2 separate regions of the Homo sapiens genome follow, and region 2 is linked to region 1. A link is a loop called in an ENCODE intact Hi-C map of the cell type or tissue named here. Cell type or tissue: gastrocnemius medialis. All regions are shown on one strand. Links, peaks and the distances in the headings refer to the core of each region. The heading gives the core; the rest is flanking DNA. Region 1 overlaps KSR2 (kinase suppressor of ras 2). Region 2 has its middle 50 kb from the start of NOS1.

What was found. Peaks named below come from ENCODE experiments on the same cell type or tissue, not always from the same donor. Only the 100,000 strongest peaks of a DNase experiment are listed, where the experiment ranks them.
Region 2: a loop joins it to region 1, with 10 times the contacts of the local background. A loop is called at or near these places in 1 of 110 quality-filtered maps.

Annotation. Positions count from the first base shown.
Region 1 is chr12:117,524,576-117,540,651 of GRCh38, reverse strand. KSR2 (kinase suppressor of ras 2) reads left to right here. Exons shown (of 20, transcript NM_173598.6): 10 at 765-933; 11 at 8,945-8,986; 12 at 9,639-9,711; 13 at 13,533-13,581; 14 at 15,433-15,800. Among named protein-coding and RNA genes, the nearest start is that of NOS1, 170 kb to the right of the region's middle. In gastrocnemius medialis, for the core only: no CTCF peak of the experiment used is centred there; a DNase peak (open chromatin) is centred at 6,801; H3K27ac peaks cover 2,872 bases.
Region 2 is chr12:117,403,437-117,419,512 of GRCh38, reverse strand. No RefSeq gene overlaps it. Among named protein-coding and RNA genes, the nearest start is that of NOS1, 50 kb to the right of the region's middle. In gastrocnemius medialis, for the core only: no CTCF peak of the experiment used is centred there; a DNase peak (open chromatin) is centred at 6,842; H3K4me3 peaks cover 711 bases; H3K27ac peaks cover 4,506 bases.

The DNA.
Region 1 (16,076 bases), core at 4,679-9,678:
TTAGGACTCACCCGAATCCAGGATGATTTGGATATTTGTCATTGGATTTAGGATATTTGTCATTGGATTTAGGACTCACCCGAATCCACGATGATCTCATCTCGGGATCCTTACCTTAAATTATGTCTGCAAAGACCCTTATTTTAAATATGATCAGATTCAGAGGTCCTGGGTGGACGTCTTTTGGGGGACACTGTTCAACCCACTACTGTGCTTGGAAGTCCACCCCAGCAGGCCATTCCGAAAATGCACACATGGATTCTCTCTCTCTCCTTGTTTTTGAGCTGGTCTGGGGTGAGGAGAGGCAGTGCTGGTTCCAGCTGTGACCCAAGCTAAGATGCTGAAGGCTCACTCTCACATTCTCTCTGGAGCTGTCAGACTGTTGATTCTTTAATAAACACTTGGGAGGAGAGGTGTTGGGATGGGAGGGGTACTCTGGACACCTCTGCATGGGGTTTTTCAGAATCAAAGAGGCACAGGGTGAGTGACTGTCACCTGTTTGGTTTTCATTACGTGGTCACCTTTCACTCTGGGGTCCAAGCAGTGGACAGGAATTCGACTCCAGAGGCTGTTCCTTCCACAGCTGGATGCAGCCCAATGGGGCTGATGAAGCGGGAGGGACTTCGGAAGGATCTGGTGGCTGAGGAAAGGGCAAGAATTGTTGCAGGGGCTGGGGTGGGGGCCTCTCCTGCTCAGCCCACTCTTTCTGCTGTGTTTCTGCTTCCCTGCCTGTCCCTGACTCCTACCCTGTTTTCTCTCTGCAGGACCACATCCCTGTCCCTTACCAGCCAGACTCCAGCAGCAACCCCTCCTCCACGACGTCCTCCACGCCCTCCTCGCCAGCACCCCCCCTCCCTCCTAGTGCCACGCCGCCTTCTCCCCTACACCCTTCCCCACAGTGCACACGGCAGCAGAAGAACTTCAACCTGCCAGGTACCTCCATGCTTGGGGAGACATGAGGGGTGCAGCGTTGGAGGGGCAGAGATTAGGGAGGGGGTGGGTTCATGCCAGAGCCCTGATGCAGCAAGTCTCTGCAGGAAAGCGAATGGGTCAATGACCAGAGAGGGGCAAGGAAGTATGTGGACTGACCCTTATCGTACCCTAAGCAATTACCCTTATATCACTTATTTAATCTTTGGAACAGCCACAAGGTAAGCATTATCAGCTCATTTTACAGATGAAGAAACAGAGGCTCAAAGAGGTGCAGGAACTCTTAGAGACTCTGTCTTTTGGCGAGCTACAACCCAGGGTCTTCGCCTAAGTCTAAGTCACAGAAGGGAGCCATTGGCTCTGGAGATGACAGTTGTCTTATGAGCTAAATTGGTTAAAATTGGCAGTGAGATCCTGTGCTGGAGATCTTAGGGGCACATGTCTGAGCAGGGCTGCATACTGAGTCTTAACCCAGATGTGAGGACAGGGCTGTCACTGAGCAGTCTGGACTCCTGGAGTCAAGATCCAGGTCTATTGCATTCTTGCTGTGTCTCACCTCTGAAAAGATGTAGTTGGACAAGATAATCTGGAAGGTTCCTCTAGCTCAGGAATTCCAAGGTACCTGGACTGTTGACCAGAGAGTATGCACTGGGCTATGAGATGATAGTAGAGAAGCCACTCATGGGACACTGTGGTTTCCTGACCTCCTTTGTCATTAGACCTAAGAATGGGATTTTTTTTTCCTTCAGGTAGACGAGACCTAAGAATCTCCCCATCTCTTCCAGGGTCCAGCCTGGCCCGGTTCCTCTGCTAGGGCCCTAAGAATGCTTCCAACTCAGCCATATTTATGGCACTGCAGCTGGCTTCAACAAGAAGGCTGGTGGGACTGGCATGGCCAGTTGGAACCAGAGTCTACATCTGTTTTGTTCAACATGGTATCTGCTAGCCATGTGTGGCTATTTACATTTAAATAAATTAAAATTAAATATAATTTAAAAATTAGCTTATCGGTTACACTAGCCACATTGCAAGGGCTCAGTAGCCACATGTGGCTGGTGGCTGCCGTACTGAATGGCTCAGGTGTAGAACATTTCCATCATCACTGAAAGTTCCATTGGATGCTCTGGTCTAGCACCTGATTTCCTCCTGAGTCAACAAGCTTCACACTATGAAAAAAATCCCAGGTCCTTGGCCACAGTTCACACCTCTAAGCTTAACCAGGCATGAGTGAGTGGCCAGGAGGCAAACAGAGGCCCCACCCCACACCTGGGCGGCACCCACATGCAACCATCCATCCATCTGAGGACAAGCCAATCACAGCACCTGCCCACACTGTTTTGATTTGGGTTATATCCACAGAGATGGCACATATTTTGAATTCTTGGAACTTTGGGTTTTTTGTTAAGTTCAAGTCTGAATTTAACAGCCTCATATCCACCTAGTGTAGGGGCCACTCATCTGGCAGCCACCAAGGACTGCAATGTGAGTCACCAGCTGAATCGTCTTAGTAAATGCCACCGATTCATTGCCCGGCACTTCCACAGACAGAAGGCTCCCACCGCCATCTCCAGGGTTGTTCATTTTTACTTCTTCAGAAGGGGATGAAGGGAAAAAAAAAGACCGTTAGACTTCCCATGACCACCCACACCTGGGGGAAGTGAGCCCGATGCTTTCCAATAGCCACTTCACTCCCTGGAGACACTGACTTCAGGAGTATTTTCTCTGAAATTGTTTGGCACTTATTTATGGACCAAGGGATGGGGAAGGGCCGTTTTATGGGAGAACTGTGCACAAAAGGACCACAGCTCTTTTCATCCCTTAAAGAATCTGCTGGCATCTTCAGACAAGAGACCTGCCTAGCCAGGAGTAATCAGGGTGTCCCTTAGCTCCTTCCTTCCCTCAGCCAGAGTCTTCAAGAAGGGGTGCCTGACAATTTGCTGTTCTAGCGTGCCACCTTATCCCCATCTGCTCCATGACAGGCCATGACAAGGTCCTGGCCCTCTTTGGGGACTGGGCTAAGGGGTCCTTTGGGTAAAAGCACTTCAGCATGGCAGTTAGAGTATGGGTTCTGCAGCCAAGCTGCTTAGGTTCAAATCTCAGCTTTACCACTTAATGTCTGTGTGATGCTGGACAAATAACTCGCCTCTCTGGGCCTCAGTGTTCTCATCTATAAAATGGAGATCATAATAGTACCCACCTTAGATAATTGTTTTAGAAAGAAATGGCATAATACATGGACAAAGCTTAGCAGGGTGACAGTTTCATTGAAGACCTCAACAAATCTGGGCTCCTTGGATTATTATTAAATACAATAATAATAAAGTACAGTGGCTATCTTTATTTGCATTTCTCATCATCACTGCTAATTAATATGAGGACCTAGACAGAATTGTAGAATGAAAGATGAAATCCCCATATACCTTGACATAGGAGTATGAACTGAACTCAACATTTGGGGAAGGTAATTTGGCATTTTCTGTTAAAGTTTTTTTGTTGTTGTTGTTGTTTTGAGATGGAGTCTCACTCTGTCACCCAGGCTGGAGTGCAGTGGTGCGATCTTGGTTCACTGCAACCTCCACCTCCCGGGTTCAAGCAATTCTCTTGTCTCAGCCTCCTGAGTAGCTGGGACTGCAGGTGCACACCACCACACTCAGCTAATATTTGTATTTTTAGTAGAGACAGGGTTTCACCATATTGGTGAGGCTCATCTCGAACTCCTGACCTCAGGTGATCCACCCACTTTGGCCTCCCAAAGTGCTGGGATTACAGGTGTGAACCACCATAGCCAGCCCTGTTAAAGTTTTAAATGTGCATTCCTTTGACCATTATATCACTTCTAGGACTTTATATACAGAAACGCTTGCACTAGGGTGCAAAGATCTGTGTGTAAGGACTTCACTGTAACAGTGAAAACTGAAATTAACCCAAATGCCCATCAAGAGTAGGTGGTGAATGGTTGAATACACACATATATCCGTATAACCAAATATTCTGCAAACTTTCAAAGGAATGTAGTACTCTATATAGATTTCCTGACATGGAAAGATATCCATAATGTTTCTTAAGTAGAAAATAAGTGATTTGCAAAGTCATCAGTATAATATTCTATTTATTGTAAAATATTTACATATATATATGTCTGTGTACCAGTGTGCATATATGTGTTGGCATGTGTGCAGTAAAGTCTAGAAGAACTTCATGGCAGCTGTTGAGGACAGGGACTTTATCTCATGCACTTCTACGATATATATGAGTGTGCATCCATTTTAGAATCGAATAATAATAAAATTCAGTGCTGAAATGGAAAACAAAACAGAACCTTTTGGAAGTACAGTTGGGCCTACCCTGTGTCTTAGGTGGTTTTAGCAAAACACTCCCAGGGTCAAGAGTACCTGTCGTGTTTGTACAAAGATCTGGCTAGCTGTCCCACTCTTGACTGGGAGCTTCTGTTGATGAAAAATGGAGCTTTGCCTGTGGGTCCCTGCCAGATGTTGAGTTTTCTGAAGGCTATTTAAGCTAAAGCTTAGGCATAACAATGTCCCCAGCACTGATTCATCTAGAACATTCTTGTCCAAAAGGGGCTGGGGGGGTTGACCAGCCATTTAACTCATTTGTTAATCTCAGGACATGTGGTGAAAAGGATATAAGAACCCCAAGAATGGCGTGTGCAGCCTCGGTGGTATTTGTGACTGTGTGCTGCCAGTTGGGTGGACCTCCTGTTATCAGCCTTTCCCTGAGTCCTGGGGCCATGTGGACATGGCTCAGTATAAGGTGACATCAAGAGTGCTGCATGGACAGACAGACCTGGAGTTGGATCCCAGCTTTGCTCCTTGCTAGCTGTGTGATTTTGAGCATGGTATTGCTTCTGTTTAGGTCTGTTTCTCATCAGTAACATGGGGCTAGTTCACTGCTACTGATGAGCAGAGTTGTGGTAGCATCCATCATGGCAAGACAGATGAAGAGGCTTCGAAAATGATTGTCTTATGGGTTTCTGAGGCTGGAGTGTTCAAATACCTTCTTTCTTTGGAGCCAAATACCTTCTGTCTTTGGAGCCACCTAGAGCCATCTTGAAACACACACACACACACACACACACACACACACACACACACACACAACTCCAGGAAATGGTGAATTCTAATGGCTCAAAGGGAGAAGAAAGGAGGTGGAATCTGCCTTTGGTGGAATTTGCAGGATTTCTGAGACCTCACTTGGGCCATGTGGGCTCATGAGAGTGTTTCCTCCCTTTCCCTTTCCATCAGTCTCTCCTGAGTGCCTCTTTTATGCTCATCACTCTGTGCCATGATCTGGTTTACATACTCACTTGTTAAGTGTCTGTCTCCTCCATCAGAATGCCAGCTGCATGAGACTAGGCAATGTGTCTTCATTCACCACTCCACATTCAAAGCCCAACATGTTGCCTGCAACTGAAGGCACTCATTACATGTTTGTTGAATGAATGAATGACCTGAATTTCATGCACTGCCCAGGGCTGCAGTTTTTTCTCTTCAAATTTTCTTCTTGGCCCTCAGACTGTGTTCATCCATTCATTTTGTTAACAGTATTTATTACGCATCTACTGTGTACCAGCTACTGTACTAGGCACTAGGTTTGGACCAGGGAACAAACCAGACATGGCCCCTGGATTCACTTCCTATTGTTATTGTAACAAATGACCACATACTTTGTGGCTTAAAAGCACACAGGTTTATTATCTTATGGTTCTAGAGGCCAGATGTCCAAAACGGGCTTCATTGGGCTAAAAACCGAGATGTCAATAGGGCTGGTTTGTTCTGGAAGGTCTCAGGGAGAATCCATCTCCTTGCCTTTTGCCAGCATCTAGGGGCTGCCCACATAACTTTGCTTGTCGCCCCTCCTCATTCTGGCCTCTGCTTGCATGATCACATCTCCTTCTCTGACCCTGCCTTCCTCTTCTGAGGACCCTTGTGGTGACATTGAGCCCACCCAGATGATCTAGGATAATCTCCCCACCTCAAGATCCTTAAGTAATCTCATCCAAAGAGTCCCTTGTGCCATGTAATGAAATGGATTCACAGTTTCCAGGGATTAGGACCTGGACATGTTGTAGCGGCAGGGGCAGGCATTATTCTGCCGACAACAGCCCCAGTTCTCATGAAAAGTATAGCTTAGTGAGAAAAAAAGGTATTAACCAAATAAACATATGCATGAAAATAGGATTATAGATTGTGATGAAGGCTGTGATGGCTAAGAGCCTTTGCTCTTAGCTAAGATGGCTAAGAGTCCTTGAGCAAATGCAAGAGAACAGATTTAGGTTGGAGGGTCACTGGATGGCTGAGTTTTGCAGGTGGGGGAAGTAAGGCAAAGGCCCAGCCACAAGAAGGGGCCCAAGTGCCATAAACAAGGGAAAGTGGCCTCCAGAGAGACTCAGAGCTACAGGGTCTGGTCCTGGCAGGATTTTAGATTTTATGTGAGACTCCATGGGATGCAGTTGAAAGGTTTAGGCAGAGAATGACTTGACCTTTCTTCCTTCCTTCTAGAAGACCACTCTGGCTGCTCTCTTGGGAGGCCTCAGGGTAGGCATGGGGGCTCCAGAGGGGAAGCTGCTTCAGAGTGGCCTGCTTGTCTCTTTGACTTCATCTGCAGCCTCCCAGGTCCTGAGTCATCTTGGATGCCAGAAAGCCCGGAGCCACTCTGCTCTCCTGAGCAGCCCACTCAAGGTCACCAGTTGTTCTTTAGAGCCACTTCTTGATGGTGTCTGTCATCAGCAGGAAGAACAGGTCTCCCAACAATGTCTTTCTTCCTCTTCTGGTCATATGTTTCCCTTTCAGTCACCAGGAACGAGTTGTTCCATGGCACATGGGGAGGAGTCAAGGAGGGCGTTGGCTTCGGGTGTGGAGGCATTTGCTGGTGTCCTGTTGCCTGACACCTGTCCCTTCTCGGACTCTCTGAAGCAGCTCCTGCTCTCCGTTGCCCAAAAAGAACATAGCTGTCAGTGAACCTTTTCTGCAGACACTGAATCCCCCATCACTGTCAGAGCTGTGGAGGGAAAAGATCAGCCAAGTCTCTTGAGAGCCTCGGGTCGTCTTTCCTGTTTTAATTTTAGCCCCTTGTTGACTAATAAAGTAGTTGTATGTAATAAAAAACTTCTGTTATCTAATAGTAAAACAGTCCCTGAAGTCATGGAGGGTGATTTTCTTTTAAAGCTTTGCTCTGTGACCTTGAATAAGCTGCTTCTTGCCCTGGACATCCCATTTTCCAGAATCAAAAATGGACTCCAACTATTTGATATAATCTGGAATTGGACTAAGCCCAAGGTTTTTGCTGTTTCATCTGTGATAAAGAGAGTTGGTTAATTCAACAAATGTGTGTTGCACACTGACTGGTGCAAGGCACAGAACCAGGAGTTTGAGGTCCTGAGATAGTAGGACTTACTCCCTGTCCTGAAAGAAACTATCAATACATTTCAACCTCAGGGAGAGTGTTCCGTCTGCTTCCCCAAAGCAGAAGATTTCATTAGCACTTGGAACTATGTGATTGTCTCGTGGCTATAAATCATTCTTGTCTATTAGTTAAGAGAGCTTAGAAATGTGTTTATTTATCTCACAGCTAATATGAATTCAGCACCTTCAATACACTTTTATCTCGTAATGATGGTCCTTGCCCTTTGAGGAAGGGACTGTTATTATCCTCATTTTACACGTGTGGACAGTGAGACTTGGAGCTTCTACAAATAGCCAAGGGCAGAGCAAAGATTTGACCCTAGAGGATCAGCTTCTAGACTCTAGGCTCTGAGCTACTGTGCTAATATTTGATAAAGCAACTCCAGTGGTGGCTTGTCCCTGAATGTCATCAAATTGTTTCTGAAAGTGGATTCACCAATACAGACTCATCTGACTATATCCCTGCCCTCTTCATTTACTTAAGGACACAAATCTCTGTGTCCCCTGCCCCCAACACCGCTTGGCCCCCTATTCCAGGCACTATTCCCCAATGGAGTAAGTGCTAATGTTAGAAACCTTTAAGTGTCCGAGACCCCTGGCCTCTGGCGAGTAGATTAGAAGTAAAAGGAATTGTCAGGGAACTGGCAGTGAAGTCCAGAAAATTTCTTTTATAAAATTTTTTCCTAAATACAGAGGTTAATTCATGCTTGTGGTAGGTAGAATAATTCGCAAAAGATGTCCATGTCTTGATCTCAGAATCTGGGAAGATGCTGCTTTACAGGACAGTAGGAACTTTGAAGATATGATTAAGTTATGGATCTTGAGATGGGAGGATTATCTTAGCTTATCTGGGCAGTCCCTAAATATAATCACAAAGTCCTTATCAGAGGGAAGCAAGAAGGTCAAAGGCAGAAGAAGGAGATGGCACAACAGAAGCAGAGGTTGGAGTGATGGAGCCATGAGCCAACAAATGCAGGCAGCCTCAAACAACGGAAAAGACAAGGAATAGATTTTCCTGGAGCCTTCAGAAGGAACTAAGCTTGATTTCAGCCCTGTAAGACTTATTTCAGACTTTTGTCCTCCAGAACTGTAGGAGGATACATTTGTGTTGTTTTACTAAGTTTGTAGTAATTTGTTACAGGCACAAAAAAGAAAACTGATACGATGCTCGTTGCAGAAAATTAGGAAAGTACAGAAAAAGCACAAAGGATTTTTTAAGCCACTGTAATCATTCTGCCAAAAGGGGAAAAAATTAATATTTTGGATTATGGCTTTGCAGAGTTTTTCTGTGTGTGTGTGTGTAATTATGCATTTCACAAAAATGGTATTGTAGTCAGAATGTCTGTTTGAGTTGGAGCAGTCTGATTTTAGGGAGTGTGAGATGTCAGATGGGAGGGTCGGCATGGATGTTTAGAGTTCTGGTTTCTTTACACATGTTTGCAGTCCCTTGTCTGCAGGGATGTCTGCAGAAGTATGGAAACTCTTGAAGGTGGGCAGAGAATGACCATGTGGTGGCTGTAAGAGCTCAATCTGGTCCCTGAAGCGATGTCTCCCTGGGGACACTCACTTTGATGTTTTCTTTCTTTTGCAAGCATCCCACTACTACAAATACAAGCAGCAGTTCATCTTCCCAGGTGAGTTTCATGTGAGCTGGAAGCAGCCCCTTCTGAACAAGCCCCGCTGCATTGCAGGAGTTTCTGGGATGAATGGAGGCAGATGTTGTGGGGGTGCCTAAGATCAAAGAGGGTAGTGGAGTCACCACACTCCAGGATAATGGCTGAACATGGAAGTGGAGAAGAAAGAGTGGGCACAGTGGGACCCAAGGAGGTCCCAAGGCACCGTGGAAAGGCCTGAGAGGGTGGAGTGCTGTAGAACACTGGGCGAGGGTGAGGAGGGGTCTAGAGCCATGTGGCAGGAAAGAGATGGTCATAGGGTCCTGAGCTGGGTACTGAGAGGATGTGAAACCAAGGGGCTTTATCATCCCAAAGGGAACCCAGGAGAAAGAAAGATTCAGAGATGACCAATGAATGCTTCAGGCTAGATATTTGAGGGTTCTGGCAGCCCCCTATTCAACAATGAGGAATTTTGTTGAGGATGTCATCCAGAACCCTGGTCCAGCTGAGCAGGTAGAGTCCAGGTGGTCCAGGAAAGGAGAAAGGAGATTGGCCAAGGGCAGAGATCCAAGATCTGGTGAAAAATTGGCTGCCATGTCGCCCAGGAATCAGGCCTTTGCGGGGGTTGTGGACTTCACATTTTTTTTCTGAGTGTTCAATCTCTGGTTTTCAGATGTGGTGCCGGTGCCGGAGACGCCGACCCGGGCGCCCCAGGTCATCCTGCATCCGGTGACCTCGAATCCAATGTAAGTGAGACAGAGACATCTTCCCCCTTTCCCAAGCTTCCCAGCCCTGGCCCTACAATCCACTCAGGTTCCCTATCTTCTTTCCTTCTCTTCCTGGAACTGATGGAGTTGGGGGCAGAGGGAGATGTACAAGGGGGTCAGAGAGACATAGGGAATAACTTAGGCAAAGAGAAAGGGCGTGACAGCTCAGACAGAGAGATGGAGAGAGAGGCAATGCTGTTCCTCACGAGCAGCTATGCCTTGTGTCTCTGACCCTGCCTGTCAAATGCAATTTCCAGGGGCTGGACCGTTTCCTAAGGACCCATAACCTCCCTGTGATTAGGAAGAAAACTTTCCCCGGGTGATAGCTAGTACTTAATGAAAGGGCAATTATTCCATGTCACTGAACATGGAATAACTTTCAAAAGTCTCATTGAGGTTTATGGAATCAGCAAACTATAGCCCATGGGACAGATCCAACCTCCTGCTTGTTTTTATTTAAAGTTTTATTGGAACACAGCCATGCCTATTTGTTTACAATGTATTGTGCATGGTTGCTTTCTCCATGCAGCAGCAGAATCGAGTAGTTGTAACATAATCTGTATGGCTTGCAAAGCCAAAAATATTTACTCTATGACCCTTTGCAGAAAGAAATTTGCTAACCTCTGGTTTATATTATTATAAAAATAATATAAGCTAATTTTGGAAAATGTGGGCTATTCTTTAAAAAGGGAAAGGCAAAATAATCACTCATGATCTCACCACTGTTAAAACTTCTATGTGTGTTCTTTCCATTTATATTTTACATAGTTATGACCCACAATATATGCAAGCAGCTACCATCCTGCTTTGTTATCTTTATGCCAAACATCACATTTTATGAATATTATTTTAGCCTCTCCATAGACATTGTTGGTTTTTGTTTTTTGTTTGTTTGTTTTGAGACAGAGTCTCACTCTGTCACCCAGGCTGCAATGCAGTGGTGCAATCACGGTTCACTGCAGCCTCAGCCTCCTGGGCTCAAATGATCCTCCCAGCTCAGCCTCCCGAGTAGCTGGGATTACAGGTGTGTGCCACCACACCCAACTAATTTTTGTATTTTTTTTTTAATTTTTTATTTTTGTAGAGACAGGGATTCACCATGTTGCCTAGGTGGGTCTCAAACTCCTAGGTGCAAGTGATCATTCCACCTCAGCCTCCCAAAGTGCTGGGATTACAGGCATGAGCCACTGCACCTGTCTGATATTGTTTTTAATGGGTGTAAAATGACATATTGATGTAGAATAATTTTCTTAACCATTTTCCTATTGCTGGATTTTACATTGCTTCCCATATTTCATTGTTGTAAATAATGCTGCAATGAACATCTTTGTGCATAGCATCCTTAGGAAACAGACCCTCTTTTCAGGTGGTTTATTGCTTGTGCAGCAGAAGTGAAGTCACCTTGGCCAGGCGCAGTGGCTCATGCCTGTAATCCCAGCACTTTGGGAGGGCAAGGTAGGAGGATCACCTGAGGTCAGGAGTTGGAGACCAGCCTAGCCAACCTGGTGAAACCCCGTCTATATTAAAAATACAAACATTAGTCAGGCGTGGTGGCACACAACTGTAATCGCAGCTACTTGGGAGGCTGAGGCAGGAGAATTGCTTGAACCCAGGAGGTGGAGGTTCAGTGAGGTGGGATTGTGCCACTGCACCCCAGCCTGGGCAACAGAGGGAGACTCTGTCTAAAGAAGAAAAAAGTGATGTCACAAAGTCACCTCCTTAACTTCTTTGGTTGCGATGGAAGCCTGGGGCTTGCTAGGATTTGACCAGTTTCCTAACTCACCTTTGTGCCTACTTAGTTTTTCTTCTGGGTCCCCTAACTGCTTCATCTTTTCTGACTGGTCTTATGGACTTTGTTAAAGACTTACATGGTACATCTCTGAAATCAAAGGAGCAGCAACTTGCCGGGGGATATGGTGCTGACATCTAGCTCGAGATCATTTCTCTGCTTCACATAAACCAATTCTACAATTTGTGCAAGATGAACTCCAGGTTATTAACTGACAGTCCAGAGGTACCAGCGAAAAACAGAGTCAATAGCTGCTTGCGATCTGCTTAAATGTGCGCGGAGTGATGACAACTCTTTGCAGAAGGAAATACTTGAATAGCCCTGGCTGCTGGAATCACGCCTTGATGCAGAGAGGAGGGTGGCCTGTTTTGGTTTTGGGCATGAGGAGGGACTCCAGCTGCATTGTCCCAGCCAAGTCTCCCCCAGGGCATCAAGTTCTCAGCATGTCAGCTGTCATCGTGCAGGTTCATTCCACTTTCCCAGGCTGTGCTATGAATAATTGGTTAATACCATGGCGAATGCCACTTTGTGGTTGACCTTTCTTTCTCCTTCTTTTAGTTCTTGTGGTCTTTCAGACTCTTTCACCAGGACCCCCTCCAGCAAGTGGATTGACTCTGTGGAGTCAGCCACTTCCTGCAATCTGAGGGTCAGGATAGGGGAGGTCCCCCAAATGAGGATGGGGAAGGGGGAATCTACTGGGGAAATAGGAAAGGAGGGGTGGGGTATTCATTGTGATTCTTTTTTCTCACCTGTCTCAGCTCTTCCATGCCTTCAATAGCCCAGTTCTGTCTCCCTGCTGCACTTCAAAAACACATGCACATCCTCAAGTCTAAACCCTGCAACATACCTCTAATGCACACTGTACCCAACATCCATCACATGTCAAATGTCACATGCATTTGACAGTCCCCTCACACCTCTAATGCACACCCAATTATACTATCGGCATACAGCATCCCCCTCAACATCCTGTGTGTACACCCAACTCACATGCACACAAGACAACCCTGCACAAAGCACATCCCATAATACCTATGCAGTGCTCACACAAATTGTGACGCCCCGCCAGCATCTATACCCAACATGTTTGCTTACTAAGAACAGAACTGCAGCTCATGAGCTTATGAATGCATCACACACACACACACACACACACACACACACACACACACACACACACTTGTGTCTTCCAGCTCAATATGGTCTTTTTATTTTCATTCCACACATCCTAATTCCATGTGATTGGCAAGACCTACCTCAAACACTGGGAACTTTCAAATACACCCAGTAATTCTCTCATCTTGGAATTCCCACGACACTCCATTTATCCAATTCACACCTAACTTTTGGCCTTATTACTTTTAGCCTCCCTGCATAGTATCTACATACTGGCTTTAGTTCCTTCAGTAGGAACACAATATTCCTGAAGGTCAGAAGCCGTGCCAGTTTCAATTCTATATCCCTCCAAGGGCCTAACACTGTTCCTGGCACACACATCTATTAAATAGTCGCATGAATGCATGAATGAACAGACAAACAAGAACACTGAGATCCTTCCAAGAAATTCCAAATTTGTGTGAACTTCGGAGATCTGATTAATTCTTTCCTGGCAAACATATACAGCTCTGAGGACTTATCTACCCAGGGCATTTAGGCCAATTTATAAGAAAGCTGCTAGATAAGTTGAAACCAAAGCAATGAAGAAAAATGAGCCCTGAGCAGCCCGGAAAATCAACTTAAAACAAGGTCCTTGCGCACTGTGTTGTGTGTGTGTGTGTGTGTCTGTGTGTGTGTGTGTGTGTGTCTGTGTGTGTGTGTGTGTGTGTGTCTGTGTGTGTGTGTGTGTGTGTCGAGGTTATGGATTATTTCAGACACACCTGTTGAAATGAAATGTGAGATAAAGACTTGGTGGTAAAGACCTCCGATCTGGGGATTCTTCGTACATAGCTAAACTCAATATATAGACCTGCCTTTTCACCTAGGGATCACGTTTATTTTTCTTTCTTTACAGCTTGGAAGGAAATCCATTACTTCAAATTGAAGTGGAGCCAACGTCGGAGGTGAGAATCAGAGAGCAGTGAAGCGACATTTTCCAGGGACTGCCCAGAACTTGGCAAAGCCGACTGACGTTTTGGATGACGCAGAGGGCTTGGGGTCAGGTGGGGGCTGTGGTGGCCCTGACTGATGGATATTCTAACTCTGGGACAATTAGCAAGCAGTGGTCCCTCCCAGCACTGAGTCTAATGGGCCATTATATGGCATGCATCATGGAAAAGCCAGTTGTGTGGAAATTGTCAAGAGATTTGCATTCTTAGTGGAAAGATCAGCTCAGGGCCGGGTGAATACCAAGGGGGATGTGCCCCGCTGCCTTCAAAAGAATATGTGGGAAGAGGTGGGGGCCTCAGGGATGCTGGGCTTAGAAGTGTTGAGAATGCTCTGGGGCTTCTTCCCACCTGCCTAAGTGGCTGCAGAAATACATGAAATGCCCTGGCTGGAAACCATGGAGTCCTGGCCCCTCAGCTCTGCAACTGCTCTGGGTCTCATACTGAAAGGAATTGAGTCAGGGCTTCCAAGGAAAATCGTGTTCTTTTCTGGGACTATTTTGGTTGTTGAAAAATGATCCCGGGAGAAATCAATGTCCCCTGTATTGTTTCTCCTGAATGTGCCATCAGGGGCAGCTTGCCCAGGTATTTTGGGTCAGGAAGAGCTGTACCCAGTCAAGAAGCCACCTTCTCAGGCTGTTTCATCAGGTCCCAGGGTCTCTGGGAATCCCCGCTGGCCCTGGCCACCTGCTGCTCCCACAATTCTGCAGGAGAATCCAAGAGGCAATTCGCCCCCAAGCACCCCTAGATATCATGCTGATAAGGTGGGTCCCTACACCTTGAGCATTTAACTCTAGTGGTAGTTACGCCGAAGTACGCCTGAGTCGTGTGTGTGCATGATAAAAATGCAGATTCCTGGTCCTGGCCTGCGGATATTTTGATCCAATAGTGCTGGGTGGGGCCCAGGAATCTGCATTTTCTCGGGCCTCCCAGTCGGTGTTTAATACAGATGGTCAGGTCTGTACAAAGAACTTAACAGGCCTTCATCTAAAACCTCACACCGGCCCTGGGGCAGATTTTATTACCCCCACTTTACAATGAGGAAAGGCAGCCTCAGGGAAGTAAAGCAACTGGCTCAAGGTCATACAGAGGCCAGATTTCAGCTCTCTTTGTCTGATTGTTAAGCCCATTCTGTTAACCCCTCACTCTCATGTCTCCTACCCTCCCAGCTGCTGTAGGAGCCTCAGACAGCTAGCTTGTAGCTCTGACCTCTCCCAGTTTTTGAATCATCAATTCCAAATTCCCTGGGGGAAGCAAAAGATACTCCATGTTGGCAGTTGTCATGTGTTACATGCAGATGCACGATGTACCCATTGTTTTAGCCTGTCTAGCCTGTCAACTTTATCACATGCACGTAAACAGCCAAACCAAAAGACTATGGAAGAATAGGAAGGCCATCGGATATTCAAGTCCAGAGACCTGGATCTTAGTCCCTCTTCTGCCTGGCTGCATGACCTGGAGTGAGTCACTTCCCAGGGCAACATATGGGACTTTCGGTGCTAAAACCAGGAAGATTCCAGCAAACTAGAATGGGCGATCCCTATAACACTTCTCTCTGAGCCTCAGTATCCCCCCATTTAGCACAAGAGAGGTGGATGATCATGATCTCCCTTTCAGCACCTTCACTGTAGTATGATTCTAGACCAGATTCTAGAGCTGGGGAAACAGAGGGACGTATGTCTGCACAAGCTCCAAATGCATGTAGAGATGTGCCCAGACCTACGCATGTGCACGGGACCCAGCAGGACCATGAGGGAGGCTGGGGCAGTGGCAGACACAATTCTGACCTCTCTCCCACTCCGGCCACAGAATGAAGAGGTCCATGATGAGGCCGAAGAGTCAGAGGATGACTTCGAGGAGATGAACCTGTCCCTCCTCTCGGCCCGGAGCTTCCCACGCAAGGCCAGCCAGACCAGCATCTTCCTTCAGGAGTGGGACATCCCCTTTGAGCAGCTGGAGATCGGCGAGCTCATTGGAAAGGGCCGCTTTGGGCAAGTGTACCACGGCCGCTGGCATGGCGAGGTGGCCATCCGGCTGATTGACATTGAGAGGGACAACGAGGACCAGCTCAAGGCCTTCAAGCGGGAGGTGATGGCCTACAGGCAGACACGGCATGAGAACGTGGTGCTTTTCATGGGTGCCTGCATGAGCCCGCCTCACCTGGCCATCATCACCAGGTCAGTTCCACCTGGGCTTCTACCCAGGGATTGGCAAAACTCTGCTTCTGGCATGGTTGAGAAATGGTTTTCTGCTTACTTGACCACTCTGGTTAATAGACCATCTCTAGTTCTACCATGCACAGTTTACTTACATGGTTTAAGATTTAAGATTCCAGAAAATACTTTACTTATTTGTTTTTTTAGAGACAGGGTCTCCCTCTGTTGCCCAGGCTTGAATGCAGTGGTATGATCATAGCTCACAGCAGCCTTGAACTCCTGGACTCAAGAGATCCT
Region 2 (16,076 bases), core at 4,661-9,660, 120 kb after region 1:
CACCATAACGTCCTCTAGGTTCAACTGCATTAGTATCTTTGAAAAGATGAGGCAATCCCCCCTATAATCCCCATTTTACAGATGAAGACCCTGAGGCTCAGAGAGGTGAAGTTACTCTCAGGGTCATTCCGTAAGTGGCACAGCCAGGATTTGAACCTGGGTCCATTTAATTCTAGAAGTCATGGTCTTAACGTGAGGGGATTCTACTTAGGGCCAGTTGTCACTCACACCCAGAGGTAAACGTAGTAAGATGGCTCATGGGGCTAGATCAGAAGCCATTGGATATGGTAGGACTCCCCAGTGAGATCTTGTTATGGGGACAGAATTCAACCCATAACAAGAGGGGACTTCACAGCAATTCAGGAATGTATAAGAATGGCCTTAGAATCTGTCATCCCTTCCTTAAGTGGTCAAGAGCTAGATAAGGAGATAAGGAGAAAGGAGGATTGGAGAGGGGAGAGAATGTGATTATAAATGAATGTACAGTCTGGGCATGGTGGCTCACACTTGTAATCCCAGCACTTTGGGAAACCAAGGTGTATTAAGCCATTCTCACGCGCTATAAAGAACTGACGGAGACTGGGTAATTTATAAAGGAAAGAGGTTTAATTGACTCACAGTTCTGCATGGCTGGAGATGCCTCAGGAAACTTACAATCATGGCAGAAGGGCAAGCAAACACGTCCTTCTTCACAGGGCAGCAGGAAGAAGAAGTGCCGAGCAAAGGGGGAAAACCCGCTTATAAAACCATCAGAACTCATGAGAACTCACTCACTATCATGAGAACAGCAGCATGGGGGTAACTGCCCCCATGATTCAATTTCCTCCCACGTGGTCCCTCCCACGACACATGGGGATTATGGGAATTACAATTCAAAATGAGATTTGGGTGGGGACACAGCCATACCATATCACAAGGCAAGTGGATTGCTTAAATTCAGGAGTTCAAGACCAGCCTGGGCAACAGGGCAAAACCCTGTCTCTACAAAAAAAATTTAAAAATTAGCCAAGCATGGAGACACATGCTTGTGGTCCCAGCTACTCGGGGGGCTGAGGCGGGAGGATGGCTTGAGCCTGGGAGGTGGAGGTTGCAGTGAACTGGGGTCATGCCACTGCACTCCAGCCTGGGCAACAGGGTGAGACCCCATCTCAACAAATAAATAAATAAATAAAATTTTAAAATTAAAATTAAAAAAATAAGTGAACATACAGAAAATAAGTAAAACACACAGAACATAAGTAAAACACACAAGGCTCGTCACTAGAACTCTGCTGTGGTTCCTCTCCCCCTCCTTCCTCTTCTCCTCTCCCTCCTCCCCTTTCTCTCCTTCCCTCTCCCCCTCCTCTCCCTCCTCCCCTTTCTCTCCTTCCCTTTCCCCCTCCTCTCCCTCCTCCCCTTCCTCCTTCCTCTCTACCTTCCCTCTCTTCAAATAAGTGGAGCATGAAGTACTTGGGCATTTTGAGGCTGATTCCTTTATATGAAAGACAATATATAATATATATATGGCCACTGCCCCTGCCACAGACCAGGGAGTTGAATAACCAGGGACAGGTGGGCAAAAGGAAGCTGTTGGAAGTTTTGGGGGAAAAAAAAAACAAAAACACAACGGTGTTCAATTTATTTTACCTTTTTCAATGGGAGAATTTTAAACCTCCTTTTTTGCCTACTGTAGGTTCCGCAGAGCAGTAGCTCTTAAATTTTGGCATGCATCAGATTCACCCGGAGGCCTAGTTTTTTTTTAAAAAAAATAAGGAGCTTTCTGATCCCCACTTCCAGAGATTCTAATCAGGATGGGCTACATAATTTTCAGGGCCCCATGCAAAATGAAAATTAGTTCAAAAACTAATAAGAATTTCAGGACAGCAACAGCAGCTGCACAGGTCACAGGCTCGTGATTCTGATTCAGAAGATCTGGGTGGGGCCTTGGAATCTGCATTTCACCAGGTCCTTGGGTGATTGTGATGCAGGGGGCTGCAGACCATCCTTGGCAGATGGTCTGGCACAGAAGGTGAGCTGGGAAGTTTCCAAGAGGTTTCTGGGTAAGTGGGTTTGAGCTGTAGCTTCCTGACCACCCTCCCTCCCCACTAATCTCTTAAAAGTAGTTCTGAAAACTGTGGCCAGAAAGAAAGATGTAAGAGCTACTTTCAGAGTTGGACATGGCCATGCTGTGGAAGAGGGTCCCTTCTTCTTCATATCCTGGAGGCAGCTGGGGGAAGGGTGATACCTGAAGCCCAGCCTCTGCCTCTCCCACCTCTGGAGAGGGATGTGGCAGAGTCCAAAGGACAAATGTGTGTGCCCTGAACTCTCAGTCCTTCACCAACTGCAAGTCCTAAACCAATTTGTGATTTGGCCTAGGTCCACCACAGAGGGATATCAGGAAGGTCAGCTTGACTTTTCTGTGTAATTTTCCCACGTGGGAAGATGGACAACAACTGGTGTCCCCTGTGAAATCAAGTCAAGCAGGCATCACAGGTGGCAGGTGGCATTGTAGCCACCATTTTTAGAGAGACCCTGCACCAGGACACTCCAAGGAGGAAAGAGTGCCCTGGAATTTCAAGAAGATCCATACCTAAGATTGGGTCTGAAAATCGCCAGTCCTCTTTCTGAAGCCTATGGTTGCCATCAGATCTCTCCTGGTGCCTGGCGCATGGAGGGCGTGGGCAACTAACATGAAAGAATAAAGCAAAAGGAGGCCGGTGGACAAGGGGTGCTTCCTTACGGTCCTTATCTCCCAGTGCTCAAATTAGCCAGCAGTGGTCCAGCCTAATGCCAGAAAATGAAGAAGGGATTTTCTCAGGTTTGTTGTGGGGGGCGGCGGGGGAGGTTGAGCAGTGACCAGTCTCTGCATCCTGACTGCTGATGCTGATGCTGGAGGTGTGCAAACCTTTGACACCCGCCCCAGGTAGCAAGGAATGTTGTGTCTCCCAATCACCACCCTAGCCTTAAGCCCTGACTCCAGAACCACCTGCTCAACATGCAGCTGGACCCTCAGGGGGGCAGTCCGGCTCTTCTTGGCCTGGTCTTGGACCGCAGAAAAGTTCAAAGTTGGAAACCAAGTCATTCCAAGGTCCCAGGCTCTACTATCCAGGAGCCTGCAGCCCTGTCAGTGATATTTGATTCTGTAGGAAACTGCCAGGACATGAGATGATGTAATCAGCACTGAGGGGTGGGGAGTAGAGAGGGAAGGCTGGTGTGACCTGGACCCACTACTGTTGGGGTCTCCTGGTGATGCTGGGGGTCACCTGAGGCTGTCACCAAGTCAGTAGGCTTCAGAATTGAGTTGGAAGTTTTTTGTTTTTTGTTTTTGAGATGGAGTTTTGCTCTCGTTGCCCAGGCTGGAGTGCAACGGCGCGATCTCAGCTCACCACAACCTCTGCCTCCCGGGTTCAAGCGATTCTTCTGCCTCAGCCTCCCAAGTAGCTGGGATTACAGGCATGCACCACCACGCCTGGCTAATTTTGTATTTTTAGTAGAGACAGGGTTTTTCCATGTTGGTCAGGCTGGTCTTGAACTCCCGACCTCAGGTGATCCGCTACCCTTGGCCTCCCAAAATGCTGGGATTATAGGCGTGAGCCACCGCACCCGGCCGAGTTGGAAGTTTTTAATTCTATTTCCTAGCCCCACCTCCTGCTAAGAGAGGCTGTAAATGGGTTGAACAGTGTCCTCAAAATAGATGCATCTAATGCCTGGCGCCTGTGAATATGACCTTATTTGAAAATAGGGTCTTCGCAGATGTGATTAAGTCAGGGATTTGGGATGAGATTATCTGGACTAAGGGTAGCCCCTAAATCCCATGACTGGTATCCTTATGAGAAAGGAGAAGAAAATTTAGGACACAGAGAAGAACGGAATGTGAATATGAAATCAGAGATTGAACTGATGCATTTACAAGCCAAGGAACTCCAAGGCTTGCTGGCAACCACCAGAAGCTAGGAGAGGCATGGGATGGATTCTCCCGTGAGCCTTTGCGGGGAGCCTGGCCCTGCCAACACGTTGGTTGAGGACTTCTGGCCTCCAAACTCTTAGAGAATAAGTGTCTGTTGTTTTAAGCCACAAAGTTTGTGGCAATGTGTTGGGACAGTCCTGGGAAACTAAGTCAGAAGTCACGGACATGGGCCTGCCTGGCTGGTCTGGGACATAGTAAGTTCTCAATAAATGTGTGTTGATTTTAGGGAGTTCCTTTTCATTACACAGACTTTTAAAGAAGATTACAAGGTGTTGTTTTGTTTTGTTTTGTTTTGTTTGTTTTTGTTTTTGTTTCGACAGGGTCTCTCTGTGTTGCCCAGGCTGGAGTGTGGGCTCGCTGCAGCCTACCAGGGATCTTAAGATCAGAATAATTGGCATTCCTCAGACACATAGGGCATAGGACTGCATTTGAAAAAGGGGGCTTTGTTGCTACATTTGAAAAGCACTTAGCTGGTGCCTTGCTCCTGAAGCAGGAGCCATAGACTCACAGCATCGGCATCACCTGGGAATTGGCTAGAAACACAGAGCTCAGGCCCTGCCCCAGACTCACTGAGTCAGACTCTGCCTGTGAGCAAGACCCCCACGTGGCCGGTGTGTACATCACTGTTGGAGAACACCCCAGTTCAAATCGTGGCCATGGAGGAACCTGCTGTGTGGCCTTGGGCAAAACGCTTAAGCTCTCTGAGCCCTGGTTTCCCCAACCACAATCTAGATCTAGAGCTATCATCCCCCTCAGCTGAGACAAGAGCTATCCCCATGGTGGACCGTCGGGTGATGTTGAACCCCAGATCGAGGCTATACCTTGGTAACAAGAACAAGACCCTCCTTTCAGTAAGAAACCAAGCGGCAGTTGGGGGTAGGGAGAGGCAGTAAAATGCTGGAGGCCGTGAGCCAGGAAGAGGAGGAGGAAGGAGGGGCCGCTGGGTCACTGGGACCTAAGAGAATGGGCTTGCAGCAGCATTTCTAGGATTTAGGGGGCAGGGATAGGCGAGATGGAAAGGATTGAACTAAACTACCCAAGCTCACCCAGCTTCACTTTCCTGGACTCATGCCCAGGAGTTTAATTTTTTACTTAGTCATTCACTAAATATTAGTTGAATGCCTACTATGTGCCATGGCCCATGATGATGAATATCTTTGTATGGCTTCTTTTTTTTAATTTAATTTTATTTTTTTGAGACGGAGTCTCGGTCTGTCGCCAGGCTGGAGTGCAGTGGCGCGATCTCGGCTCACTGCAACCTCTGCCTCCTGGGTTCAAGCAATTCTGCCGTCTCAGCCTCCCCAGTAGCTGGGACTACAGGCGTGCGCCTCCATGCCCAGCTAATTTTTATATTTTTAGTGGAGACGGGGTTTCACCATGTTGGCCAGGATGGTCTCGATCTCTTGACCTCGTGATCTGCCCACCTCGGCCTCCCAAGGCGCTGGGATTACAGGTGTGAGTGACCGCGCCCAGCCCTCTGTATGGCTTCTAGCAGCCCCTATCTACAGTGGCGTATTACCATAGAATGTGATCAGTGCTGTGCTTGAAGTACAGGAGGCACCACATCAGTCTAGGGGAGACAGGAAAGGGCCTCTTAGAAGGCATGGTTTCTAAGCTGAGATCTGAAGGTTGAGTCAGCAAAGGGAAGGAAGGAAGAGTGCTCCAGGCAGAGGGAACAGCATGTGCAAAGTCCCTGAAGTGAGGGAGTGGGAAATATAAGTATAGAATTGAAGGCAGCTAGGTTTGGCTGGACTAGGGAGGCTGGAGGGGGCTGAGGAGGAGAAATGAGCCTGGAGACAAAAGCAGGTGTGGGTCAAAGAGGGCCATCAGCCATCTGTAGGAGGGTGGGCAATAGGGAGCCATGGATGGAATTTGAGCAAGGGGAGACAGATTCAGATTGATACTACAGAAAGATCATGTTGGCTGCTGTGAGGAACTTCAGTGGGGGTACAAGAGCAGGCAACAGACCAGCTAAGAGGCATTCACCATCATCCCGGCCAGAGTTGGTGGTGGTCTAAGGCTTTCAATTAGGGCTGAGGAATTGGGGTTTAAAATGATGCCCATCTTACCTCTGAACTCCCAAACTTCACCTAGTCACCAGCGGGAGTTAGGCACATGCTAGTTCAAATCCTGTCCACAGAGGTACTTGCTATGTGACCTTGAGCAAAATTCATAAGCTCTCTGAGCCTTGGTTTTCCCAACCACAAAATAAGCACTATTTTACTACCTCACAAGAATTGTAACAGCGTATAAAGCCTTCTATTCATAAGGCCGTGTAAGAATTAAATGAGAAAATACACAAAAAGTATGGTGCCCAACAGAATAAGGGCCCCACAAAGAGCAGCTGTAAGTGTTTCATTGATCAATTGTTAATTATCCAATGACCCAGAACCTCCTTTGTGCCAAGTTCTGGGGACCTGGTGAGCAAGATGCTTTCCCTACCCTCAAGAATATCACAGGCTAGTTGGGGAGATAGACACTTACATAAAAGGAAGAGGAGAATCAGCCATGCCTGGCGTACCTCCCAGGCTGGGGCAATGGCCAAGGGAATGCTTTTGGAAAGAGGAAAAACTACGTGTGTAGACAGACAGTGGGAACAGCCCCTGGTATCCCCAGCTCTAGTTGCCAGCCCAGGAAATACAGATCAGGGTAATATGATCAGGCCTGGAATTCTCCCATTGGCATGGAGAGAACAACGGATGCAGCGTGTGTGTGTGTGTGTGTGTGTGTTTATGTGTGTATGTGTGTGTGCATGCCCACACACACACACACATGCATGCATAATTACCTAAATAGCACAGATCCCAGGGCTCATGGCATAGGGTTACTGATAGCCACATGTGAGGGTCACGGGATCTGCCGGAGGTGCCACCGGAGTTGAGAAAGGCATCCTGGGTCTGGCCTGGCCCTGGGCCATCGTGGAAAAGGACAGGGGTGAAAATAACCCCAGAGCGAGAGAAGCTGCAGGTTGGGATGGCCTTCAGGAGGGCGCCTGATGGGATCTATTAAGCTGAGAACTATGTCTGCCTCTGACCTTTCCATGTGTAGAGAAACCCTACCCCAGGGACACATTGTAACAGTGAAGAACCGGAAATAGCCTGAGTGCCCATCCAGGAGCAAATAAGTAAAATGTGGTCTCTATCATGCATATGGCAAGTTAAAAGAAAGAGCTAGATCTATAAGTATCCACATGACCCGATCTCAAACACATCCTGTGGAGTGAGAAAAGGAGGCAGTAGAATAAGGTTAAAAGGTGATAATATGTAGATATACTTGAACATTTGTCCAGCTACAAAATGAGGCTATCTATACTACCCTGGTGCATATATTCATATGTATCAGTAGAAAGCAAGCTTGGAAAGATACACAGGAAACTTACAGCGTAGATTACCTCTGGGAAACAGTGACATTGGAGGACACCTGGAGAGGATCATTTTTTAACCCTCCCCTCCTCTCTATGACAAAATTATTTTCAGTAATAATCCTCTGATAATAAGTAGTCTTTTCACAGTTTCTTGTTCTTTGGTTTTAAACCCAATTATTTAAAAATAATACATTTCTGTGTTAAAGTTATATTCAAATGCAGTAAAATAGACGGTGTGTAAACTATAAATTTGTGCCTAACAACAAACCCAAAAAATTTCTTTGGAGTTGGTTGAAAGTAAAAAAAAAAAAAAAAAAAAAAAAACAAAAAACCTCACAGCTTGTACCCCATTTCACCAATTTTAAATTTTAATCAGAAATAAATGTTAAACAGCATTCCCAGTGGTGGCAAAGAATGACAGAATTAACTCAAGCGCTACTTCCTTGTGTCTATAATCACTGTTTATGTTGAATCTATTGTTTAAACAAAGGAAGATATATTATTCCAGAGGTTGAAGACACAGACTGGGCCCTCAGTGACTTCGAACGATTCCAAACGGTTCTGAACTTTCCAACTTCTGAAATAATTGCATGTTGAGTCTGCCTGTGTATAACCAGGGGGTTCTCTGAATTCACTTCCATGTAGAATAATGTACTATGTTCATTAAAGAATAACTAGGCCGGGCGTGGTGGCTCACACCTGTAATCCCAACACTTTGGGAGGCTGAGGTGGGCGGATCACCTGAGGTCAGGAGTCTGAGACCAGCCTGGCCAACATAGTGAAAACCCGTCTCTACTAAAAATACAAAAAATTAGCCAGGCGTGGTGGCACGCACCTGTAATCCCAGCTACTTGGGAGGCTGAGGCAGGAAAATCACTTGAACTGGGGAGGCGGAGGTTGCAGTGAGCTGAGATCGCACCATTGAACTCCAGTGTGGGCAACAAGAGCGAAACTCCATCTCAAAGAAAAAAAAAAAGAATAACTAATAAAAATGTGCTAATTAAGTAATATGAATTGAACTAGAGGTCATTATGTTACGTGAAATAAGCCAGGCACAGAAAGACATATATCGCATGTTATCACTCACATGTAGGAGCTAAAAAAGTTGATCTTGTGGAGGTAGAGAGTGGAATGATGGTTATTAAAGGCTGGGAATGATGTGTGAGTCGGAGAGGTGAAGAGACGTTGGTGAGATAGTAACATACAGTCCAATAGAAGGAATAAGTTCTAATGTTCGATAGCAGAGTGGGGCGACGATAGTTAACAGCAATGTATTGTGTATTTCAAAATAGCTAGAAGAGAGGAATTGAACTGTTCTCAACACACAGAAATGATAAATACTCTAGGTGATCGGTACCCTAAATACCATGGCTTGATATTACACATTCTATGCACGTAACAAAATATCATATGTACCCCATACATATGCACAAATATTATGTATCAGTTTTTTAAGTGTACTAATTTGAAGCTTATTAGTAAAACTTAATAGTAATGCAGCAATGGTTTAGAATTTAGACAAACAGAATACTTTCTCAAGGTGAAATATTTGATCCCTGATATTGGTTAAAACAGCCAGTGCATGGTGATAAGAAAAAGCAGACTGACTTTTGTCAGTTTTGTGATTGTTGTACATTTCTCTACCAACAGCCCAGCCCCTTATTACCTGCAGCCAGGGTAGGTTACTCCCTCAGCCCCGCCCTTGGTGCCCATTGCTGGGGAGGGGATACAGAGCACCAGAGTCAGAGCTGGGAGTTAAAAGGGACTTTAGCTTTACCTATAATATCCTGATTTTTTCCAGCATAGTGGTTAAGAGCGTGGGTTCTGAAGGCAGATTGCCTGAGTTCTGATCCTGGCCCCAAGGCAAGTTACTTCATTCATCCCAACCTCAGTCTCCTCATCTGTAGAATGGAACTGATAATACCTATATCATAGAGTGGTTGTGAGGATGACAAGAGATAATTTATATAAAATGCATAAAACACCTCCTGGCATAGGGTAGGTATTCAATTAATGCTAGTCATATTTTAGAGGATAATATGTTCATACACTAATGATGTAATTTTAAAAAGCGTATGCCTAGGAAAAAAGCTGGATGCAAACATGCCCAATATTAACCCAGGTTAGTGCTGGGGTGGGACCATGCGGGAGAGTTATTTTTATTCTTTGTACATTTTTGTACTTTTAAAAAACTCCAGACCCTCCCCACCTTTCAGGCTGGAAGGCAGGGGTAGGGTTGTTCCTGGGGCCTCAGTGGCTGAAATGAGCCCTGGCCCCCAGCCACCCTTCAGCTTGGGTCTGATGTTTCCAGGCCTGCTCAGGACATCTCTGTCCTGGCCTCCAGAACTCTCTGGCATGACCTCAGGGGCAGCTTTTCTCTCTGAATAGATTTTCTTTGTCTGGAAATGGACAAGGGGAGTGGCAGGCTGCTGGGGAAGTTGGAGGGACTTGGGCCAAGTTGGCAGAGGGAGTGGAGGCAGTCTCAAGGCTCCGAGGGCCCCTCAGGGCCTCGATCCACCCATCCACCCATCCTCCCATCCATCCCTCTATCCACTCATCCATCCACCCACCCCTCCACCTCTCCATTCACCTATCCATCCCTCCATCCACCCATCCATGCCTCCATCCACTCATCCACCCATCCATCTACCCTCTATCCACCCCTCCACCCCTCCATCCACCCATCTATCCCCCTTCCACTCATTCATTCCTCTGTCCACTCATCCATCCATCCACCCATCCATCCCTCTATCCACTCACCCCTCCATACACCCATCCACCCATCCATCCACCCATCCATTCATCCCTCCCTCCATCCCTCCCTCCATCCACCTTCCACCCCTCCATTCACTCATTCATCCCTCTATCCACCTCCCTGTCTGTCCACCCTCTCACACATCCATTATTTTATTCATTCACTTATTCCACAAGTATTTATTGAACACCTATTATGTGCCAGGCACTGTACTAGTCCTGGGAGAGAACAACAAACAAGTCAGACACAGTTCCAGCCTCCCGGGGCTGACATTCTAGTAGAGGGCACAGCAATAAAGTAAACAACAAATAACTGTATAATTGCAAGTAGGTCTAAGACTCAGGGAAACCAACCAGGCTGTAGCCTGGCTGGCTGACTGTTCACTAGCTGGTCCCGACTACCCACCTCTCCTGACACTTCTCTGTCTAGCTAGCAGCCTGGGCCAGCCCACAGGGTTCAAGGGTTCCAGGCTCCTTCCCAGAATTTTCCTTCACCATTGCCCAACTTGCCAAATTGTGAGAATTGCTGGTATACCTGTTAAAAACACGGATTTCTGGAACCCTCCTGGAGACACCCATTCAGACTGGGAATCTGTGATGGGCGGACGAGCCTTGGGGTGAGTGAGCCATGTCTCAGCTCCACTTTCTCCCAAAGCCTCATGTGCAGCCCAGGAGCGTGGGGACAGCTGGGCCCAGGTGACGGGGCCCCGGGATGGGTTGCACCTGGGCTGATTCTCACAGCCCAGAGCCCTGGAAGGGGAGGGCTCGCTGAGGCCAGGGGTCAGACCTGCTCAGTGCCAGGCTGCCAGGAGCCTGAGAAGGCCAGGCCTCTGGGAGAACAGGCAGAGGTGACCTCAGGATCTGCCCGGATCCTAAGAAGAAGGAGGAGGAGGAAAAGGAGGAGCCTTGGAGGGACTCAGCGGCCTCAGCCAGGTAGGAGGCCTGGGCAGGGAAGATTCCAGTCATCCTGCCCAGTAGGAAGGGGCTTTCTGCCAAGACTCTGTGCAGTCCCGAACCCTTGGTGAGGCCTGCCCTGGCACCACCACTCTTGCGATCCTGGGCAGGGTCTGTATTTTGTTAGGCAAATGCCCATTGTGGGCACTGGAAAGATCAAGAGCAGCTCCTGGGGAAGGAGGGGGGAGGTTTGAATGGTCAGAGAGGAATTGGAAGCAGGAGCCAAGAACAGGGCCTCTCGGAGCTTGAAAGAGATCCAGGCCACTCCCACTTCCTGAAGCTCCTGGTATACGAAAAAATGAGGGAGTTTCAAAACAGCGTTTTAAAACTGGCTGCTATATTTTTAAGCCTTGAAATGCACTCATGAGGCTGTGCTGCACGCCTTTCCACAACAATGGGATAGGAGGATGCTGGTCATAAGAAAGTGACAGGATTCGCTTTAAATATTAATTCATAGTGCATTACAGCTGGCAAAGTCTGGGACAGGGCAGAAATTAAAACTTGTTTGCTAAATGTCATCTGCTTGGGACCCTACTGCTGCATTTCGGTGACTGTATGAATAACTACATTGGGAGATAATTTCAGATGCCTGGATTTGAGACCCCCATTCCCTGCAGTTGGCAAGACCTGTGGGCAGGTCACAGAAAGACATGAGGGACTCCTTCTGGTGGGGGGACCTAACAGATGTGATTGGATGAGGCAGTGCACAGCGGGAGCATGGAGGAAGCCTCTCACCTGCCTGGGAAAGTCAGGGGGACTTCTTGGAGGAGGTGGATCTAATATGGGACGTGAAGGATAAATGAGCGTGAGCCAAGTGGAGGAGGGCAGATAATGGACAGATAAGTGTGGCGCCTTGGTACGAGGAGAGAGGAGGGAGAGGCAGGTAGGCAGCCCCTCACCCACCTGGGAAAGCTGGGGGACTTCTTGGAGGAGGTGGATCTAATCTGGGACGTGAAGGATAAATGAGCGTGAGCCAAGTGGAGGAGGGCAGATAATGGACAGATAAGTGTGGCGCCTTGGTATGAGGGCAGAGGAGGGAGAGGCAGGTGGGCAGATGCAAAGAAGGAAAGACTCTTAGTTATATTTGGGGATTGGAACCTTCATTCCTGAAGTCAATTCAGCCAGACTTTCTGTGCTTACAGATCTATCAAGACTTTGTTTTTAATTGTATACATGTGTATTCTTTGTCAATGAATTAGGAAATACAGAAAAGCAGAATGATCAGGGGTGTTTGTTATCAGGAGTCTGAGATAACTTCAGGGCTCACTTGAGTTTTTAGCTACCCTGACGTAGGTTCCCAAGCATGTAAGGAAGAAATGAAACCCTCACCTTGGCCTTGTTAACAATACGATCAGCCACTGTGCCAGCCGGCCACTAGGAAGCCACCAAGAGGGGATGTGGTTCGTTCATTCACAATTTTGGTGCGCACCTTCTCTGTGGCAGGCACTATATTGTTACTGCCCTCCTACAGCGAAGGATGGGGAAAACAGAGGGACATCAATCCATTAAACAGCAGCTTATAATAACAGGAATTATGTCCTGTATTAGAGGTAATGAGGGCTGGGGCCAAGAGCTTAACACCAGATTTCCTCTTTAGAATGAACAGACACTGAGCCAGAGAAGAAGGGGGTGACAGAGGGCATTCCAGGCAGGGGGAACAGCATGTGCAAAGGTACAGAGGTGTGAAATGACTGTGGTGTATTTGAGGCAAGGTGAAGTTCATCAGTTGCAAAATTTCTGGCAAAAGGAGGTGGCAGGGGTTGGGTGGGGCCAGCTGGAGAGAGGAGAAGGGAATGGAAGAGAGAAAGAGGTACTGGTTTTCTTAAAGTTAGGGTCCTATAAAGTAAGGTTTACCATTATGGTCTCACCATTTCCACTGCCATCTAACTGTCCCCATTTCTTCAACCCAATAAGCCAGTTGTCACATGTAAGTAGCTCTCAGGTGGGCATGCTTCATGTACACTGTAATGTTTTGCCTGATTGGGTTTGCTTTTTGAGGTTAGCCATCAAGATTTATAATTTGGGATTTCACATTTTTAACAAAATAATCTAGGTGTCCAGCTTCTTGTGAAAAATCAGAGAGACTGATGACACTGAAGGCTCCATGTTCCCACCTGGGGACAAGCAGTCAAAGTGGAAGGCCAGCAATAGGTGCCCACCATAGACGAGGTCATAGGCTCTCCAGTTCAATCCAGCCCCTAACCTCACCCACTTCCTCATTTACACCTCGGTGTAAATGACCTCAGACCCCAATGCCTCCGGGGGCTACCCAGCCTGGCTCCTAGAGGCATCGGGGTCTGGGGTCCCTGCCTTGGGAGCCTCCATGACCCCACAAGTCACCCTATTTCCTGCCACCCCAAGTGCTCATCCAGCCTCCCCTAGGTCCTAATCCTGAGGACTGCGGGGTTGGGGGTCAACCATTCCTTATGGCCCCTTCACCTAAAGGAGCTGGTCTGGAGCTGCTCTGCATGGGCCAGGCTGGCTGACACTGGTTTAAGGCAGCTTTTAATTTTTCCAGAGAGAAAGAAGCAAGGGCAGGAGAATGGGGACATGGAAGGAAAGGCTGGGAACCCAGCAGCCCCAGCCTCTTTTTGCCTCATCTAAGACATATGTCTAGGTTCCACTTCTTCATCTGTATCTCTCTTTCTCTTCCCCATAGCCCGGTAGTCGGAATTTAGTGCCAGGGGCCAGGCATGGTGGCTCATGCCTGTAATCCCAGCACTTCGGGAGGCTGAGGTCAGAGGATCCCCTGAGGTCAGGAGTTCGAGACCAACCTGGCTTCTTAAAAACACAAAACAATTAGCCAGGCATGGTGGCAGACGCCTGTAATCCTAGCTACTCAGGAGGCTGAGGCAGGAGAATTGCTTGAGCCCAGAAGGCGGAGGTTGCAGTGAGCCAAGATCATGCCACTGCACTCCAGCCTGGGCAACAGAGCGAGACTCTGTCTCAACAACAACAACAAAAAGAATTTACTGCCAGGAAGAGCTGAGTTCAAATCCTACTCTGGCACTTTACAGAGGTGTGACTTGAGCAGTCATTTACCCTGAAGCTCATTTATAAACAGGAACAATGACAACCCACTCATTGGCTTATCATGGGCATGAGCTGGGGTCATACATTAAGTGACAGGCACAGTACCTGGCACTTAGTATGATAAAAGGCAGCTGCATATGTATTCTTGCTCTTCAGTCTACTTCTTTCTCTGGGTGTCTACAGCAGACACTGTCATTATCCTGTGCACAGTCACTAAGATTTCTTCACCATGTTTGCATAACATACCAGCTCTTGGTGCGTTGTTACTCCCAACAGCCGGCAGCTGCGTCTCTTTGCGGCAGACTGTCCTCAGGCTTTGCCTGGGAGAGACCCTGTGTTCCTGGGAGTGTGCATTCTTCCATGGGTGACCCGTAAAGGGTGAACTTCAGTGACTGGGGGGTGCAGCTCCCTTGCCACTAACAAGAACACCTCTAGGGTATCGCCTACGCTGTCTGCAGTACTGCCCTCCAGGACTGAGCCTCCAGGGGACTTTGCTGATATCACAGGCTTGCTTGGCTCTCTTCCCTTCGTGGTTCTACTTCCCCCTCTTCTCTGTCATTTTTCCTGAGGACATTTCACAGTAAATCACAGTGGCAGGAATCTTCATCTCAGAGTGTGCCTCTGGGGAAACCAACCCAAGACACTATCCCTTTTCATCTCAGCCTTCCAAATCCCCCTCCCTCCCACCTTGGTTCCACTTATTCCCCACTTTCCCCATCTCTTCCCCATTCTGCCTTCCCCTCCAGGCCAGCTTACCCAGGCATCTCCACCACCAACTTGGAAACAGATGGCATCATCTGGGCGAGAGCACTCCCTTCGTGGTGATTTATAATTCTTGATTGGGCAGCGTTATTTTTAGCTGCCTCTCTCCACCTTCTGCCATCCTCAGCCATGGAGGAAGTTCTGCCCTGTTTCTTGGGCATCAGAGGGTGGCTATGTCAGTGGTTTTCAACCAGAGACAATTGTATCCCCCAAGGAATATTTAGCAATGTCTGGACATATCTTTGGTTGTCACAACTTGGGTGGATGGTGCTACTGGTATCTAGCAGATAGAGTCCAGGCATGCTGCAAAACATCTGTTCATTGTGCAAGAGGCATTTGTGGTCATAACTTTGGAAGCAGATTGGGGGATCTCTAGGAAGGCTGAATACAAGACAGCATGTATTGAGGCTCTGACCTCCCAAGAGAGGAAGGTCCTATCTCTATGGATACTCCTAGTCTGACATGTTGGGTCAATGATGGTCCTTCGAAACTGTCTCTCCTTGCCATGTATCAGTCAGCGTTTGCTGTGTAACAATCCACCCCAAAATGCCAATGCTTGTTATTTGAAGTTATTTAAGTTCACAATTCTGCAAGTTGGCAGTTTGGGCTGGGTCAGATGAGTGGTACTTCTGGTCTCGGATAGGCTCACTCATGCGCTGGTGATCAACTACCAGGTCAACTGCAGCCTGGCTGATCCAAACAGTTCTTAGCTGAGATGGGTCATCTCTGCTCCACGTGGTCTCTCATCCTCCAGCCTTCTAGTCCAAGCTTGTACATGTGGTAGTGGCAGCATTTTAGGAGCATGAGAGCAGCTACACAGATTCTTGAAGCCCACACTGGGAACTGAGAAATATCATTTCTGCTGTATTCTCCTGGTCAAAGCAAGTTCTGTGACCAGCCCATATTCAAAGGATGGGGAAACATACTTCCCCCCTTAGTGGGAGGAGTCACAGACTATTGTCATCATTTTTGCAATGTACCACAGTGACATTTTCCTTCCTTTCCTGAGGTCATGCACTTATTTAGAGTCCTCACAGTTAGTGGCACCAGCATGCAATTTGGTGCTAAGAAACTGTCAATTACTTAGCTATGTGGCCTTGAGCAGCTCCTTAGCTTCTCTGGGCTTCAGTTTCCTCATTTACAATTCAGGCAAATTATGCCTAACCTGCCTGCCTCACAAGTTGTCAGAAAGCTCAGATAAATAGTAGAGGTAGAAGGGGCTATTATTTTATTATCAGTCCTTGAAACAAAACGAGGCCCGAC